Regions from separate parts of the Homo sapiens genome. Here region 2 is linked to region 1. The links are chromatin contacts, found by Hi-C or POLR2A ChIA-PET in ENCODE. All regions are on one chromosome and are shown on one strand. Each heading gives the region's core, a stretch centred on a gene start or an enhancer-like site at or near the end of the contact. The rest is flanking DNA. Distances are from core to core; before and after follow the strand shown.

The links. Hi-C counts contacts between places; a loop is a spot of excess contacts on that map. ChIA-PET counts read pairs that join two places held with the same protein, here RNA polymerase II (POLR2A). Pooled maps may share reads with other maps.
Region 2: a loop to region 1 is called in a map of IMR-90, with 3 times the contacts of the local background. The contact joins two enhancer-like sites. A Hi-C loop is called at or near these places in 11 of 168 maps with a recorded cell type or tissue (CD14-positive monocyte, IMR-90, adrenal gland and 8 more) and 4 of 50 pooled maps. POLR2A ChIA-PET finds 5 or more read pairs at or near these places in 9 of 52 experiments (B cell, Caco-2, HEK293 and 6 more).

The regions. Positions count from the first base shown.
Region 1 is chr18:23,112,746-23,116,763 of GRCh38, reverse strand. No RefSeq gene overlaps it. Among named protein-coding and RNA genes, the nearest start is that of CABLES1, 21 kb to the left of the region's middle. Within about 2 kb of position 2,128, at least 13 of the 41 ENCODE cell types and tissues checked have a DNase peak (open chromatin) inside an H3K27ac peak, as active enhancers do; they include IMR-90 and right lobe of liver, where a contact is called at or near this core.
Region 2 is chr18:23,377,690-23,381,455 of GRCh38, reverse strand. All of the region lies in intron 5 of SLC35D4 (solute carrier family 35 member D4), which reads left to right. Among named protein-coding and RNA genes, the nearest start is that of SLC35D4, 58 kb to the left of the region's middle. RefSeq lists an enhancer at 3,173-3,302. Within about 2 kb of position 1,340, at least 13 of the 41 ENCODE cell types and tissues checked have a DNase peak (open chromatin) inside an H3K27ac peak, as active enhancers do; they include IMR-90 and right lobe of liver, where a contact is called at or near this core.

The DNA of each region.
Region 1 (4,018 bases), core at 879-3,378:
ACTCACCCCCATCCCTGCTGAGACCCACCAGCTTAGAAGAAGCCTGCAGGAGCTGGAGGATGAGACTGCAGTCCCGGAGCAGGATTCCAGGTGTGGAATCTATCAGTAAAGTCTAATCTGAGCAGTTTGGACTTGAAGGAGCTTGTTTATCCCAGAACCTAAGACTCAGAGAAACAGCCTGGGATTGAACACTGAAATTCCTCCCGCAACATGCCAGTGTGGAGCTGTGGAACCCTATGAGGTCGGTGGCCACCGGCACCTCTCTCCCTGCCAGGGGAGTGGCACCTGCCTAGTGGCCTGATGGGCCCCGTGGTAGTCTCTGCTGATTCTCAGGTTGGGGTGTGACAGGCAGTCCCTGAGCCATGTGTTATCCTTGAAGAGCAACTACTCCCAGGGGCAATGAATCTTAGAGGTTAAGAGTTAAACGTAGCGGCCGGGCACGGTGGCTCACACCCGTAATCCCAGCACTTTGGGAGGCCGAGGCAGGTGGATTACCTGAAGTCAGGAGTTCAAGATCAGCCTGGCCAACATGATGAAATCCCGCCTTTACTAAAAATACAAACAATTAGCTGGGTGTGATGGTGGGCATCTGTAATCCCAGCTACTCGGGAGGCTGAGTCAGGAGAATCGCTGGAGCCCAGAAGGCAGAGCTTGCAATGAGCCAAGATCATGCCACTGCACTCCAGCCTGGATAACAAGGGCAAAACTCCATCTCAAAAAAAAAAAAAAAAAAGAAGAAGTAAACATAGCAGCATGATTCACAACAGCCAAAACATGGGCACAACCCAAATGTCCATCCATAGATGAATGGATAAACAAAATGTGGTGTATACAAACGATGGAATGTAATTCAGCCTTAAGTAGGAAGGCAATTCTGACTCATACTACAACGTGGATGAACCCTGAGGACGTTACGCTCAGTGAAACAAGCCAGTCACCAAAGGACAAATAGTGTATGATTCACTCATGTGAGGTCCATGGAATCATCACGCTGTTAGAGACAGAATAGTGGTTGCCAGGGGCTTGGGGAAGGAGGGAATGAGGAGTTAGTGTTTAATGGGTACAGAGTTTCAGCTGGGGATATGAAAAAGTTCTAGAGATGGTTGGTGGTGATAGTTGCATACAATGTCAATGTACTTACTGCCACAGAACTATCCACTTAAAAATGGTTAAGATGGTCACTTTTATGTTATGTTTATATTGTCACTTAAAGAAAAAAAAAAAGCAACTGCTCGATGCAGAGACTAGAAGTCAAGCCCCGGCTCTGCTATTCACACCAGGGTGTGGTGGGTCTTGGCCAAGTTCATCTCTCTCGGACTCAGTGTCCCTGTGAAAGAGGGATCGTGACTATACTCTCCCCACAGTGGCAATGTGGGGAACTCTTGAGATCTGAGTATAAACCTGGGGGCACAGTGCCTGCCTGGCACATTGGGGGTACTCAGGAAGTGTGGTTATTATGGTGGTTACAGGTTTTACTATTTATTGCTTATAGAAGCAGCCCAAATGCTTCTATGGACTGTCTTTTCCCCTGCAGACACTCCCACAGAAGCATTTGGGGCACTGGCTTAACAGCAAGGTTACAGGTTAACTGACCATGAATGACTGAGATCTAGGACAGGGTGTGTGTAATCTCTCTGCGTCTTCCTGCTGGTTCAACATTCTCTCCTCCCACAAGAACCAGTTCCCAAGGGTACTCCACGCAACTTCACGTTGCCCTGCTTATCTGACCCCCAGAGGAACACTTCTTCCAGTGAAAACCTCCACAGTTCCCATTTAGACTCCTGCGGAGAGTTGCTCATTGCTGTTGACAGCAATAATAGTTCGTTTTCTTTTATTTTGATTAAATAATAGCTTGATTGGAAAGTGTTTCCCGGTGCAGCAATTAATAACTGGCTGGAGTTGCCAAGGCTGGAGGTAAGGCCAAAAGCACTTCACCCAGCTAGTCACTCATTACCCAGGAAATGTTAGACCTGGAGGCTATTCACTGCTGGTACAAACTCTGAAATTGGTAGGGAGAAAAAGGAAAAAAAGAAAAACAGCCTAAGCAATTTCCTTTTAGGTAATGAAAAGTTTAAAAATGGAGTAGCGTGTTGCCATAGCCACCATCTCTGGCTCTGGGCTGGCCTCCACGCTGGCATCCAGCGGACGGCATTTGACATGGTTTTCAGCAGAGGCAGCTGTGCCTCTTAAGTACCCATAATGAATATCTGCAGCTCCAGGCTCCCTCGGAAATCCTCAAGCCTTCACTTGTCACCTAATTTCCTCGGGAAGTGTTTCTAATTACACATTTCTTGCTGCCGGCTCCAGGTCAAGTCTTTTTGTACACAATATGCGAATTACATAAAACCACAAAACAGTGAGGGGACTCTGGAGTGATCAAAATTGCCATGTAGTTGTTTTAACTTAGTAGTTAAGCATCCGTGGGTGTAATAGGATGTCATTTGCATGAGCAAAAACAACATTAAAGGAACATCACGTGTTTCATTCTTGAGAACTCTTTGTAGGGGTCAGAACCCATTTCAGCAAGATATCTATATAACAATAGAATTTCCAACTCTAACACATGGACTGTTTATTTTAACTACAATAGCAGGGGCTTTGTAAAGAGAGACTTGTTTTGTACTGTTACCTGGGATCTGCCATTTAGGGACCTAAATGGCAGTTTTGTTTCCTGGAAGTGAAATAATCCTTATCTTTGGACTCTCTTAGTTTAGGAAATTCTCCAAGACGTAAAGCAACATTCACCAACTATTCTTAGAGAAAACTCTGAAATCTAGTTAAATTTATGTCCAGATGCTACTGTTTGGGTGTTAAGGTTTTTTTTAGAGTTGAGTAAATTGGAGGATTCTTTAGCTCTTAAAGAAGCGGCATAAATGGTTTTCTAAAAAAATGGGTTTTGACTGGACTGAGGCAACCCCCTCCCACACCGCAGTGTTTTGGAAGACTGAGCCTGTGCGGGATGGAGAGGTACGGGGGACTCTGGTTGTCTTCGTGGGGCCATGGAATTTTGCTCAAGTGAGCCCCCAGGCCATGCCCATGGACGTCCCAGAACCAGGGATGGCTGGTTCTGGCACCAGCTTGCAGCTGAGGCAAGACCTGTCCTGTCTTGAGGACATTATGCTAAGTGAAGTAAGCCAGTCATGGAAAGACAAATACACTGTGATTCCACTTGTATGAGGTACTTAGAGTCATCAGAATCATAGAGACAGAGTGGTGGTAGCCAGGGGCTGGGGGGAGGAGGGAAGGGGAGTTAGTGTTTAACGTACAATTTCAGTTTTACAAGATGAAAAGAGCTATGGAGATGGGTGGTAGTGATGGTTGCACAACAATGTGAATGTACTTAATGCCACTCAACTAACTGTACCTTAAAAATTGCTAAGATGGTGGCGGGCTCAGGGACTCACTCCTATAATCCCAGCACTTTGGGAGGCTGAGGTGTGCAGATCACCTGAGGTCAGGAATTTGAGACCAGCCTGGCGAACATGGTGAAACCCTGTCTCTACTAAAAATATAAAAATTAGCTAGGTGTGGTGGCTAATTAGCTAGTCCCAGCTACTCAGGAGGCTGAGGCAGGAGAATCGTTTGAACCCAGGAGGCGGAGGTTGCAGTGAGCTGAGATTGCACCACTGCACTCCAGCCTGGGCGACAGAGTGAGACTCTGTCTCACAAAATAAAATAAAAAATTGCTAAGATGGTAAATGTCATGCTATGTATATTTTACCACACAGACACATATACACACAATGGGGAAAGGAGAGAGGAACCTATCCTGACCCCATTCCCTAAGGAACTTCAGCAGGAAGTAGCAGTCACTGCAAGAAGTGTCTTTTGCTCCAGGTTTCCCTCTGCCCACTGACCCTCCTCCTCTCAGTCTCCAAATGTTGAGTGTCCCCAGGCCAGTCCAGGACTTCTCCTGTCTACACTCGCTTCCTAAGTATCTCATCCAATGACAAGGCTCTATGAGCTGTGACAGATTCTGTCTTCCAGAGTTGGTCCCAACAGTATCTCCCATTCTATA
Region 2 (3,766 bases), core at 91-2,590, 270 kb before region 1:
AGGCAGGAGGATCACTTGAGGCCAGGAGTTCGAGGCTGCAGTGAGCCATGATTGTGCCACTGCACCTCAGCCTGAGCAACAGTGAGACCCTGACTCTAAAAACCCAAAAATCAACTGTTTCTACTTCCCTGAGGAAACCACTCTATTCTTTCAGACTTTTTTCCCATGCACATATATAGATGTATTTACACGAACGGTAAGAAACATCCTGTTTTTCCATTTAACAGTTTGTCAGGAATCCCTATTAAGGCTATCATTCCACATTGGTTGAAGCATGAGTTGGCTGTTCCCTATTTGTAGAATTGTAGGTGGTTTTTAGCAATTTAGCGTTAAAATCTGCTCTATGATGCTGCTGTAATATGTTCTTGATGAGACTTACATTTCTGATGATACAGCTAGGAGCCTTGATGAAGTCATCCCTTATCATAAGGAACACACTTGCACGCCACCTCACAGACTGTTAAATGTTACCATGAGGGCTATTTTGTCTACTATGTGTAGATTTTACTAGAATCATTTTTGGAGAGTAAAAGTTGACCTCCTTGTGACTTCATTCTCAGATTATGAAAATAAACTATCTGGAGCTGTAGAGTTCATTTTCACCATCCACAACAAGGCCTTTGTGTATTCATGCACACACACACACACTCATGCACACATACACACACACACACACAGTTTGACTGTAAGGCAATACGTGGCTCGAGGAATTAATCTAACTACCTTGCAGAATTATTTATTATAGTTTAATATTAGAATACTCCTGTTTGTTTATTCATTTGTTCAGGATTTATCAAGTACCTATGAAATGTCAAACATGTTGCTAGGCCTAAAGCTGCAGAGACGTAGGAGACGCATTTCTTAGCCTTAACGCAGAGTTGGATGGAGGGGCTGGCCTGTACACTCGGGCTGGCACAGGGTATGGGTGGGCCAGCGGGTGAGCTCCAGTAATTCGGCATGGGAGGAGCAAGGAAAGCTTCCCTGGTGGATAGATTTGAGCTGAGTCAGGCAGGATGGGAAGGGACTTTCCAGTTTGATAAGGAGAAAGGGCTCTCCTTGTCAGGCAGGCAGAGGGAGCATCAAGTGGTGGCTAAGGGTGCCAGCAGGGGTGACACCGCAGGACTGGCAGGCAGGTGATGGGCAGCTTCCCTCATTCCTCAGTGCCTCAAGTGCTCTCCTCTCTAACATAGAACCAATGACTGTTAATTACCCCATGATTAAAGGATTCAGTACATGCAGAGCCCTTAGAACAGCACCTGGCAGTGTGAGTAGCCCTCACAGTTCAGTTAGCTAACCCAGAGGAATGTCAGCTATTTATTGTTAATTTTGGCAGCATGACTTCTTTTTTTTGTTTTGTTTTTGAGACCGCCTCACCCTGTCGCCCAGGCTGGAGTGCGGTGGCGTGATCTCAGTTCACTGCAATCTCCGCCTCCCGGTTCTAAGCGATTCTCCTGCCTCAGCCTCCCGAGTAGCTGAGATTACAGGTGTGCGCCACCACACCTGGCTAATTTTTGATATTTTTAGTAGAGACGGGGTTTCGCCATGTTGTCCAGGCTGGTCTTGAACACCTGACCTCAAGTGATCTGCCCTCCTCGGCCTCCCCAAGTGCTGGGATTACAGGCATGAGCCACCACCCCTAGCCCTTTGGCAGCATGACTTTTGAGGAGTTATAATAACCCATTTAGAACCCTGAGACCTCAGTAGGACTTGTTGCTAGGTTATTTTGGACTGAGTATCCTGAAAAGGAAAATGACTGCCATGAACTCAGTCATATCCAGAGCCCTGGGAGATGGAGCTAAGTAATGAACATATTGCCTGTTTTTACTCTCTGTATCCCAGGATCTGTGTGCTCTTTTACTCCCCTCCATGGAAGGGGCCTTTTCTTTTGGCCTGAAACATTAGCCCTGGAAGTTACTGGGTGAACATGCTATTCACAGAAGTGGAAGAGCATCCCTTTAGTCCCTCCTCTCAATTTCTGCTCTTACACTAGGCTGTTGAGGTTTTGGTTACATTTAGCTCTATTTTGAGTAACTGCTGGGCATGGTGGTTCAAGCCAGTAATCCCAACACTTTGGGGGGCAAAGGCAGGCAGATCACTTGAGGCCATGAGTTCAAGACCAGCCTGGCCAACATGGTGAAACCCCATCTCTACTAAAAATACAAAAATTAGCTGGGCATGGTGGCACACACCTGTAATCCCAGCTACTTGGGAGGCTGAGACAGGAGAATCGCTTGAACCCAGGAGGCAGAGGTTGCAGTGAGCCAAGATCACGCCACCGCACTCCATCCTGGGCAACAGAGCAAGACTCTGGCTCAAAAAAAAAAAAAAAAGAATTTTTGAGTAACACATTTATCATACCGGGGGCAGTTACGCAGGTGTGAGCCAGATCACCTTTGCCCTCCTCCTTTCAGCTCTTGAGGGCTAACTTCCCAGCAGATGGCAGTACAGCACGGTTGGCCTCGCGTCCTGTGCTCTGCAGAGGCAGGGTTGGACAAAGATCAAGATTAGAGTCTAAAGTTGCAAAAATAGAATCTGTTCATTAAAACAGGGGAAACTTTATTATTTAGGCACACATGAAAACTTAAGGTAGCCTTTGTAGTAAGCCACATGTTTCTCTTGTCAGCGCTTCACGTCTAAACAATATGTTCATACTTCACACTGCCTGAACTAGCATCAAAAATTGTAGTTTGTTCCCAGCTAGCAGAATAATCCTTCTGAAATGTTTAGAATTAATCAAAAGTTTAATTGTACCTGTTCATTTCCTCTATCAAATATAGAAGAAAAATCTGTGTCACCCTCTGCTAACATGTTACTCTCTGCTAACATGTACAAATGAGTTCTCAGTACAAAAGTCTGATTTCATTAAACTGACTCATCAAAAGGAATTATAAGGGTGAGTCCAAATCAGAATGTCTTCATTACAGGTAATTTAAATGCCAAGTTTATATTCCTCCAGTCTGCCTTTTTTTCCCTTGTCTCTCGGGATGGAGTAAAATGTCCCTTCTCCTTTTTTCTGTTTTTTAATTTTCATATCACACCAGATAGTTTATAGGACTGCTCTGAGTCAGCTGGATTAGTGAATGGAATATTTAAAGAGACAGAACTAAAATAGAAGTTGAGGTTGGGTGCAGTGGCTCACGCCTGTAATCCCAGTGCTTTAGGAGGCTGAGGCAGGAGAATCGCTTGAGGCCAGGAATTCAATACCACTGAGCAACATAGTGAGATCCTGCTGCTACAAAAATGAAAAAAAAAAAAAGAAAGAAAGAAAGAGTAGCCATACATGGTGGCTCATGCCTGTAGTCCTAGCTACTCAGGAGGCTGAGGTGGGAGGATTGCTTGAGCCCAGGAGTTTGAGGCTGCAGTGACCATGTCATTGCACTCCAGCCAGGGCAACAGAGTGATACTAGATAGATAGATAAATGGATAGATAGAACAAGAGCTTAATTGCTTTTTAAAATACAGGTTACATCTATTTCTTTCTCTCTCCTCTTCTTAGCATGTAAGATTTTTGAAGACACAGCCCCAGCGTCATTTTATCTTTCACGAGTAAACATCATTCTAATGGTGAAAGTACTTTGCTGAAGTGACTCAACTCTGGAATTCTGAGTCATCCTTCATTTGGCCCAAGCAGAAAAAGCCTCAATAAATACTAAAGTGCAGCAAGCTGTTAAGCTCTTGATAAATCTACTCATAATTTATTTGCCTCTTGATCAAAATGTTTCCTTTTAAGAGGAATTTAAAAAGTTTTAAAAGTCTAATTGTATGT